2 separate regions of the Homo sapiens genome follow, and region 1 is linked to region 2. Evidence: read pairs that join two places in POLR2A ChIA-PET (ENCODE). Cell type or tissue: A673. All regions are shown on one strand. Each heading gives the region's core, and the rest is flanking DNA. Links, peaks and the distances in the headings are about the cores only. Region 1 has its middle 6.4 kb from the start of LINC01873. Region 2 overlaps LINC02934 (long intergenic non-protein coding RNA 2934).

What was found. Peaks named below come from ENCODE experiments on the same cell type or tissue, not always from the same donor. Only the 100,000 strongest peaks of a DNase experiment are listed, where the experiment ranks them.
Region 1: POLR2A ChIA-PET joins it to region 2 with 5 read pairs; 1 of 35 experiments calls an interaction of 5 or more read pairs at or near these places.

The regions. Positions count from the first base shown.
Region 1 is chr2:66,374,201-66,379,585 of GRCh38, reverse strand. No RefSeq gene overlaps it. Among named protein-coding and RNA genes, the nearest start is that of LINC01873, 6.4 kb to the left of the region's middle. In A673, for the core only: no CTCF peak of the experiment used is centred there; a DNase peak (open chromatin) is centred at 3,425.
Region 2 is chr2:65,919,758-65,925,142 of GRCh38, reverse strand. All of the region lies in intron 1 of LINC02934 (long intergenic non-protein coding RNA 2934), which reads right to left. Among named protein-coding and RNA genes, the nearest start is that of LINC02934, 130 kb to the right of the region's middle. In A673, for the core only: no CTCF peak of the experiment used is centred there; a DNase peak (open chromatin) is centred at 2,162.

The sequences.
Region 1 (5,385 bases), core at 326-5,325, 450 kb before region 2:
CAAAGAATTTATAAGAGTATTCATTTTCTCACATTCTTGCCAACATTGAATATGATGAATTTTTCTAAATTTTCTAAATGTTTAGGCTATGCTGGGGAAAAAGAACATCTTTTCAGTTTATATTATACTTTCCTTACATTATATATTGTTTATATATTAATTGGTCATTTCTTTTTCTTCTTCCATGAATTGGCAATTCATGGTTTTTACAAAGCTTTTCTACTAGATCCTTTGTTTTACTGTTTTTTTTTAAACACAATCATGACTACATATGTTTTACTGATTTTAAGTATTCATTTTCATAAATTTATTTTATATGCTCTTTCAAGACGGCTTTTGGTCTCAGGATATCTGATTATCTAAATAAGGAGGCGGTTTTCAAAGTTAGCTTTTCTTTAGCACCTTCTGAAATGCGTACAAAAAGTGCTGGGCCTGGAGACCAAGAGCCTCAGGTTTTCTTCCTACTACTGTTATCAACTAACAGTGTGACTGGAGTGTGCCACATAGACCTCTTATGTTATAGTTTTCCTATCAATTACATAAGGGGGCATAACTGTGTGATCTATGATGTCGCGTAAATGAGTAAGTCCCAGATTCATAGTCTATCAATCATTCATTCATTTATTCTGCAAATATCCATTGGATGCCCTTTGTGAAGCGCAGCGCTAAGTGCTGAGCATGCAATGGAATATGGGTATGGTCTCTATTCTTACGGACTGAGAACTTACATTTTCTGGAGAGTAGAGAGCCCATTCTCAACCACACAGGTAAATCTGTTACTATGTGCTAGGAAGGGCTCTGTGAGGAAGCAGTAGGGTTCAGTAAGAGCTTATGACAGAGAGACCTCGCCTAAACTGAGAGCACAGGGAACATCTGGGAATGTCTACATGAGGAAATGGTATTACAGATGAAACCGGAAAGGTAAGTAGCAGTTGGTAGCTAAGGAGAGAGGGAGAGCAGAATGGTCCAGGTAGAGAATAGCTTATGCAAAGCCCTGAAGTCAAAGAAGTTAGATAGACCAGGAGTCCCCCAAGTGGGCTGTGTAAGGGGATCCAATATGGCAGGTGTAGGAAGAAAGTCTAAAACACTGTTTAAGTATTTCTAATAAAATAAGAAATCAGTTAAGCTCTGAAGTATTAAATGTATGGACTGAAACCGGTAGTCTCATTCATTTATTACCGTAATTTCATGTGGTAAGTAAGCTTCCCAAGAAAGAATGGAAATTCCAAAACCCTCTGGATCATCCACAGCATCCCTAGTTGTTCACTTAGCATATAGACATGTTGCAGTTTACAGCTATGCAATTATGCTGACAGTAATAATTTAAATGAATTCTCACAAAATGGACAAGTGGCTCCAAAAGAGTTCATCAAGAAAACAGAATCTGAAGACAATGTTGTATGAATAATGCACACACAAATGAGCAAAAACCACATGGCTGACCTGGCCTTCTGCGCCTTGGAAAAACTCTTCATTTTGAGAAAAGTCTTTTTACAGTGGAAAAAGCAATGATGACATAGCCAGATCAGATCAGATGTTAGAAAAAAAAAAAAAAAAGGCCGGGGGTTGCGGGGGCGGGAATCAGAGGGATCAGAAAGGTTACTTGAAATATGTATTTACATTCATTCTGAGCCTTTCCTTAAGCTAATGACGCTTTTAACATTAAGGAAGAAGAAACTGCCTTTGGAAACAAACTTCGTTCTCTAAGGAGAACATTTTGAAAATTGCTTCTTAAAATATTTACAACTTTATGTAATTTTTATTTCTGAAAATCATATATGTTCCCTATAAAGCTCCTTGTAGCTCTATAGTTTAAGAACTTGGAAAGTAAAATCTTCTCATCTTTTTAAAATTCCTCAAAATAAAGAATTTTAGTGAGTTTTGAATCAGTGCATCAAAAATATTAACACATCACACCTTCTGATTCATTTCTAACAGGGAACATGAAAATTCACCTGCCAAATTTCAACAAAAGCTATTTGATAATAGTAGAATGAGACTGAAAATTAAACATAAACTTTGTTTTTAATTTTAGACTGAGTCTCGCTCTGTCACCCAGGCACCCAAGCTGGAGTGCAGTGACATGATCTCGGCTCACTGCAGTCTCCGCCTCCCGGGTTCACGCGATTCTCCTGCCTCAGCCTCCCCAGTAGCTGGGACTACAGGCACCTGCCACCACGCCCGGCTAAATTTGTTTTGTATTTTTAGTAGAGACGGGGTTTCACCGTGTTAGCCAGGATGGTCTCGATCTCCTGACCTCGTGATCCACCCGCCTCGGGCTCTCAAAGTGCTGGGTTTACAGGCGTGAGCCTCCGCGCCTGGCCAACTCGGCCAACATAATTCTTTGGTACATGTAACCAACGATATGATATGCCTCTTTCATTCAGACTGACGCATCTTTGTAAAGTAACTTTTTAAGTTTTTAACAGACAATAAAACCAAGCATTTTCAAATAAAACCAAGATTTTGAATGTTGATAAGAAATATCCAGGAAGAAACTATACACATTAACATTTTAGGTGAGAGCAAAAAGATTTTTTGCATTGTTAATAAATAAAATAAAAATATCTTAAATATTTATTTCCTCTTAGCTCACTCTTTTCTAATTCCTATTCAATGTCTTTCATAATGTGCAATTTTTAATTTATAAATTAACAACTATATAACTGTTGATGGTGCATGCTTACTTTTAAACTGATTCTAATCATTGAAAATGATTGAAGACTACTGGTACCGGCATTAGTGCTAAGAGCTTCTAGGGGAGAGATGCCACTGCGGATTCAGTGGTTCCGGATGAGGGATTTGATCTGTTCAGAAAGCATGGAGCAGCTGAATCAATTGTTCAATGATCTGGTCATGCTGTGGTACCGTTTATAGCTACATATAGATTCCTAATTCATAATTCACTCCATGCAGGACAATGAACCAACTGTCTGATGATGGCTGATGATAATAATTTACTAATATTTGTCATTTCAGCACTCAGGCAAGGTTCACACTCCACCAGGCAAATGGAACATTGATCAAACATTGGTTTGTTCAGGTGACAACTATATTATAGGGTCTGTTTATCTCACTGGCACTTAGGAAATTCAGCCCCTAAATGGATCCAGATGATCTAGCTGTTTCTTTCTCTCTCTCTCATGGGGTGTGTGTGTGTGTGTGTGTGTGTGTGTGTGTGTGTTGGGAGATATGCCCCGCAAGCTAAGAGGCAAAGATAGCAGAAAAAATAGCAGTATGGAGGAATGAATACATTGTGAATATTTTGCTTGTGTGTTGGAGGGCAGGGGTGGTTTCTCATCCCCTCTCAATCCCGGCCCTTCTTTTCTGTATAGCATTTCCCACTATTTTCTCAGACGATACATTTCAGGAAGCTCGAAGTCATACTCTTCTATATGTGAACATCACACTGGGGGGTTAATCAGTGTTAAAAATGGTCATGAGTCACCTCCCATTTTAAAGATATATAGTCTCAGGCTGACAGAGAAAAGTTGTCTTCCTAATTCGAGGTACTTTTTGAGGAAATTTAACATCAGTCACTCACAGGGCAGCAGGAATGAGTCATAAATAACTGCATTTCCTACCTGTAACAGTTTTTTCCTGGTTCTCTTCTCAGTTCTTCAGTTGTTAGGACTGATGACTTACTCTGGAGATTCCATATCATCCCTCTCAGAGATCAGTGCCTTATACGTGACATCTCATCAAAATGATCTTGCATCCTTTAGCTTTCAAGCTGAATTGTATCTCATTACAAAGAGTTGTTGTGGGATATTCTAGGACATTTTTATTACAAGTTTCATAAAGACAAGGTAATGCAAAGAAAGATTTTTAAATCAGTCTTCCAGAAAAGAGATACTTTGACTTACTGCTCATTTACAATTAGTTGCTTCCGAATAGATTGTTTCTCCCCACCCCATTGCCCCTACAAAACAAGACCACCAAAAGAGCGTTGCTGTGCTTTGAAATGAATGCTCTTATACACGTGTTTGGGTTGTGCATGAAGATCAGAGAAACATTAGATTAAAATTATCTAACATGTTAGAATCAAAATTAAAGTAGGAACAAACCAAATGAGTAGTTAAGTTATAAGTAAACATTTTGCCAAATAAACAGCTCATTAAAATGCCACAGAGTCAACATTAAGAGGCCAGAGCAATATTCAAAAGGTAAAATTGCTGGGCTGCTAGTGAATAAATACATGCAAATACAACTTTAACGTAAATAGGTAATTTCTCTGTAATCTTTCTTCTTCCTCCTATTTCCCTAAAACATCATTATTGGTAAGCCTGTTAATAGTCTATCCTGTTCTATATATAATAAAATAAAGAAGAGAAACAGATAATGCTAAACACAGTAAACAGAGGCTCAACTAAACTCTAATAATCATAATAAAAATAGCTAACTTGTGGAAAGCACTAATTAAATGCTAGGAGCCATGCTAAGAACTTTACTTTCATTATTTTAGATAGACCAAGGAGCAAAGAGGTTAAGGAATGACCAGTTAATGCAGCTGGTCAATAGCGCTCTAGACATTGCTAGCCCCTTGACCCAGAGCTCATATGTTTTATCACTATACCGTTTTACCCCATCCACATATTTTTCCCAGTGAAAAATACTAAATGAGCAACAGTTACCCCACTGCAATATTTCTCCTCCTATAAGTGATTGATTGGCATTCATGAATGTTTATAACTTTTCCTTCTTGTCTGGCTCACATTGAATAATAACCCACTTTCCAAATATGTTTTTTTTTTCTTTTGGTATCCATGTGGTTAATGTATCTGCCTCATCAGAATTCTCAGCACTGTACCTTTCACATAACAGACATTAAATTAGAAGCTTGTTGAATGAATGAATGAATACTTAGTGACAATATTTCCAAACAAAGCCTTCCCTCTTATATGTCAAAGAAAATCATATGTTTTGACCACTTCACATTTTTCAACTCCAGTTCTCTTTGTTGATCTATTTCCACCTATGAAAACACTTGATATCCTATAATCTATTGTAAAAATTAGTTTTTGCATCTAGCACTGTATACACACACAGACAAACATATATCTATATTTCAATTTTCTTTTTGCAAAAATAGTGCTGGCATTTTGCAATGGGTGTTTGAAGTCATTACTGGCTTCTTACTCTTTAGCTCTGTAGGCTGACTATGTAAAGTCCTCTAATTCTTCCCCAGGAAGGGGGTAACTCTATAAAGCAGATGTTTTTCCAATTCTTCTTCAGTTTACTAAAACTCAGTTTTATACCAATTCATGGATATATAACACCCGCTAAGTAGCAAGCATTTGGGAAACTATCAGAACTTGTCAGGATTCCTGGCAGTTTTGAGTGAGCAACTGATTGAGAAGTTCTGAGTATTTCTGAGACTCAGTT
Region 2 (5,385 bases), core at 194-5,193:
GGCAACCTACAAAATGGGAGAAAATTTTTGCAATCTACTCATCTGACAAAGGGCTAATATCCAGAATCTACAATGAACTCAAACAAATTTACAAGAAAAAAACAAACAACCCCATCAAAAAGTGGGCAAAGGACATGAACAGACACTTCTCAAAAGAAGACATTTATGCAGCCAAAAAACACAGAAAAAATGCTCACCATCACTGGCCATCAGAGAAATGCAAATCAAAACCACAATGAGATACCATCTCACACCAGTTAGAATGGCAATCATTAAAAAGTCAGGAAACAACAGGTGCTGGAGAGGATATGGAGAAATAGGAACACTTTTACACTGTTGTTGGGACTGTAAACTAGTTCAACCCTTGTGGAAGTCGGTGTGGTGATTCCTCAGGGATCTGGAACTGGAAATACCATTTGACCCAGCCATCCCATTACTGGGTATATACCCAAAGGACTATAAATCATGCTGCTATAAAGACACATGCACATGTATGTTTATTGCGGCACTATTCACAATAGCAAAGACTTGGAACCAACCCAAATGTCCATCAATGATAGACTGGATTAAGAAAATGTGGCACATATACACCATGGAATACTATGCAGCCATAAAAAATGATGAGTTCATGTCCTTTGTAGGGACATGGATGAAATTGGAAATCATCATTGTCAGTAAACTATAGCAAGAACAAAAAACCAAACACCACATATTCTCACTCATAGGTGGGAATTGAACAATGAGAACACATAGACACAGGAAGGGGAACATCACACTCTGGGGACTGTTGTGGGGTGGGGGGAGGGGGGAGGGATAGCTTTAGGAGATATACCTAATGCTAAATGATGAGTTAATGGGTGCAGCACACCAGCATGGCACATGTATACATGTGTAACTAACCTGCACATTGTGCACATGTACCCTAAAGCTTAAAGTATAATAATAATAAAATAAAAAATAAAAAATAAAAAAAAAGATTAAGTCCTGGAACTTTGATAATAAGCTATCTTGAGAGATATCGGAGATGTCAGGAAACAAGGACGACTATATTGAGTAAGCCTGAATTATAGAAAAGAAATGTTTAGAAATCTTTTCTCCAAGAGAATTCCCTGGAACTTAAAACCTACACCAACATACGGCAATCTTTCCACCTTTTATTTATGCTTCCCAAGGATACAGTCTTTGCTAAGGACTCATTTCTGAGCATCTAAGAAGCCAGACTTCGTGAGCCCACTAGCCTCTGAGTTCCTCAAAGGCACAGGCTACATTTCTGTCAACTTTGTGTATCAGCACCCAGTACATAATAGGTCTTCCTAGATGCCTATTGTTGGAATGGCTTCCCAGCCCTTCTGTCCACCATATAATGAGGCATTCAATTCCCCAGTGCACACCTCTGCCTTTTACATGAGATTAGGCAGTGCTCAGTAAGCCGTCACTAATATCATTTACATTGATCTGGTGGCAATGAGTGAGATAGTTATCAAGTGTCATAGCACAAGGACACACTTACAGGAACGAGCAGCAGTCTTGGAGCAATGTTGCTGCAGCTATATTCAATATTTTTGTAGCATGGTACTAGAGGCCACCTACTATATACCATCCACCCATTCATTCAACAAATACATATTGGATACTTATATATGCCAGGCACAGGTATTGGCATAAGAAATACAACCCATCCACGGTCTTCCTGAAATGGTCAAACAGCCAGTCCTAATTTTGGACCAATCAGTAAATAAACATTGATCCAAAAAGCAGCCAGCATGTGTTAGAATATAACCTAAGCAGTTTTAGGAAATTGATGCAATAGATGCTAACTATGCCCTCAAGAATCTAACAGACTAAAGGAGTAGTTGTCACTACAAACAGCAAAGGAAAGTTGGGAAAACTTAACAGAATGAAGACATATCCAACAAGAAGAAAAGTCATTAAATGTCTTGGTGTACAGAGGAGGAAAAATTCTGTCCAGCCTCATGTGGCCTGTTAGATCTGGGGCTTTGGCAGAGTTGGTTCTCTGAAGACAAAGATCAGTAGGGTCAGCCCTGATCAGAAATGTGAGGAAAGGAAAGAGGAACTAGCCTTGATAAAACAGTACGGCAGGCTTTTACAGCCGTGACTTCCTATAATTCTCGTAGCAGCTATTTGTCATGAACTTTTGTCATTATGCCAGGTTGCTCAATACCCAAGCCTTGTAAAGAAACTTGGCTGGGCACAGTGGCTCTCTCCTGTCCTGTAATCCCAACACTTTAGGAGGCCAAGGCTGGCAGGTCGCTTGAGTCCAGGGGTTTAAGACCAGCCTGGGCAACACAGTGAAACCCCATCTCTACAAAAATTATCCAGGCATGGTGGTATGCACCTCTAATTCCAGCTACTTGGGAGGCTGAGGTGGGAGGATTGCTTATGCCCAGGAAGCACAGGCTACAGTGAGCCATGATTGCACCAGGTATTCCAACCTGGGCAACAGAGTGAGACTCTGCTTCAACAACAACAAAAAAGGAACTCTCTACCTTCTGACCAACAGGATATGCAGCCCCAGGCAAGCTTTGAATAAGGAGCAAGTAACACCAAGAGGAATGACCTATGAGCCATGTGTATCTTTGGGGGTGCATGGAGAGGTAAAATGCAGGTCCTAGCTGCATTTTAGCTGAGGTTCTGGCTGCTCAGCTCCTCTTGGTCTCTGCCCATTTTGCAAGCCTGGTTCCAGCCTTCTCCTCAGTTCTGTGAATTACCTGATACGCCTCCAATGAAGCACTTTTCTGCTTAAGTTAACCAGAGTCATTTCAGCTGCTTACTACCAAGAATGTTGACTAAAACACTGCAGTATAGACACTATTCACTGAGTTCTACAGATAAGGAAACCAAGACTCTGGGAAGCTAAGTACACGGCTGGTGAGTGACACAGGTGTGGTTTAAGCTCACGCCTTCTGACCTCGATCAAACCCAGAGATGCTTCCCCTAGTGCTATGTTAGTCAGGGCAGCTTTGGTTGCAAAATGACAGAAAAAATAGCAACTGAAACTGGAGTAGAAAAAAAAATAGAAAAAATGATCTTAGTAGAAATATAGAAAGCACACCTGGCTTTATTCCCCAAGGGCTGCTGAGTCCATCCAGCTACATATCCCTGGTGTGTGTTCTCACCTACGTGGACTTCATTCCCAGGACACCCTTCCAGCAGGGTGGTCCTCTCCAGGCTGAAACTCTCACAACTGCAAGCACAGGAGAAAAGGGACAGTTATTTTCCTTGTAAGTTTGAATGAAAGTCTTAGGCTTGACGCTCCCTGAACCATCTCAGTGGCCAGGGATAGGATGTATTACTGGCCAACCTGACTCATATGTGCCCTTCCAAAGTCAGTGGTTGACTCAACACCACTCAAACTTTATAGGCTGAAGTTGTTGGAACAGTGGTTCCAAAGAGAAGAATCAGATTACCTTTACCAGAAGAAAGGTGAATGGATATTGGGTGGCAAAAACAACAGATACCCCCCAGAGTCTACCCCTTCTGCAGTATGGGTGGCACTCGTCTTTCCAGCTTTTATCTGCACTGCAGTAGAGCCTTTCTCCAAAACTGAATCCCACCAGCCACAAGATCTATCTTCCTCCCAAAAAAATTTCTTTCCAATTCTTTTGCACATACTATACATGCTAGAGACTTAAATGACTCCATCCATGGGCCTTTGCATTTTGAATAAAAGCAGAAAATATTTCTGGGAGCTATTGTGAAAGCTATATGTTAAGGGAGGAAATTTGGACATGGAGTACTGATTGGCTCATTGTGGCTTTTCCCTAAAATCCTATCACAGGGTCAGCCAGCTACTCTGGGGTATGAGTCAGTAGGGGCTTTGTGACAGGCAAGACCTTGGCCCTGAGATGCCAGAGCAGAGGGTAAAGTGCCACATCAGGTCCAAGGGGGAGTGCTATGGGTCAGAGCCAGAAAATCATGCCCAAGCAATTTAGAGAGAAAGAAAGCCTTGAAGCTGGAGCTTGAAGCTAAGGGATTAGAAGTATCTAGAGAAGATGAGATCAAGGAGCACAGAAAGGGGCAGAGTCTAAGTTGAAGCTGGAAACACCATGTGGATTGAGCAGAAATGGTTGTGCTCCTTGTAGCGTGCAGTGGGGTGGGCCAGCGCTACTTAAGGGGCTGGATTGAGCAGAACCTTGACCTCCATGGAAGGCCAGCTCCGTGGCCTTGCCCACTTTGCTCTTTGTTCTCCCCGCTCCCACTCTAAAGTTTTTCTTAGAACTGAGCCCGCACTCTGAGGCTGATCTTAAGTTGAAATTGCAAAACTTCAATATTTACTAAACACCAACAGCTAAGCCCTAGGCTAGGTGATATCCAGTACACAGCTGAAGAGGACGCAATTTTCACCCTGGCAAAATTTACTGAGAGTGGGAGAAGCAACTGAGGTTTTTTTAATGATGATAAAAATATTAGTTCTATAATAGAGGTTTATACAAAGTTACCATAGGAACTCAGAAAAGGAGCAATTAACCTGAGTGCTCCTTAAGGTTGTGGGAGGGAACAGTGGGTAATAAAAGTAGAAGGGAAAGTTGGACCTGATTCTCAATGGAATGGCATAAGTTGAGAAAGGAGAATCAATAGGAATTAAGAGTTGGATCAAAAAACACTCCACACCATGACCTTCAGTTCCTCCCTAGAGTAGGAGCCATCTGCAGTGTATGCCTGGAACCTGGAATGGGGCCTTCTACCTAGAGGGGACTCAGTAAATGTTTGTGAATTAAACAAACAAACTCTGCTCTGCCTTTGGAACAGAATGTAGACCTCCAACATCATGGGACACTGCTTCCTAAAATATTATTACAGTCTTTAATTTCCTAGAGAGTCTTTATGACTCTCTAGGAAGTTTAATTAATAATTGCCATGGGAAGACCAAGCAAAGTGATAATTAATAGCTATTGGCCAGAGCTATTGCTGAATTAAGAGTCCAATTATGAAACGAACAAAGCACACCCAAAAGGAGCAAGAATTCCAGGAGCAATGAAAGGCCATGGGGATGCTGCGGGATCTTCTTAATCTGAGCAGCAGTTGGGTGAGGTGTGCTTCAAATAGGAAGAATGGAGAAATGACAAACTTGAGTGTTTGTCAGGAAATGACTCCTGCACCATACTCTGCACTTCCAAACATTGCCTCTAGGTTCTGTGTCCTCCTAACCAACACCGCAGAGTGAAATAAAAATAGAAGAAAAGGAGCAAAGACTAGGCCACCTTATCCAGGCAGCCAAAGGCCCAAGATGCCTCCAGCAGCCCCTCCCAGTGCCTCTGAGGTCAATAAAACCTCATGACTTGATGACTCTTTGAGTCCTCCTTCAAAAGGCAGCACAATCACGTTGCCAGAAAGATGGTGACTAAAGGAGTGTTTGTTTATGTC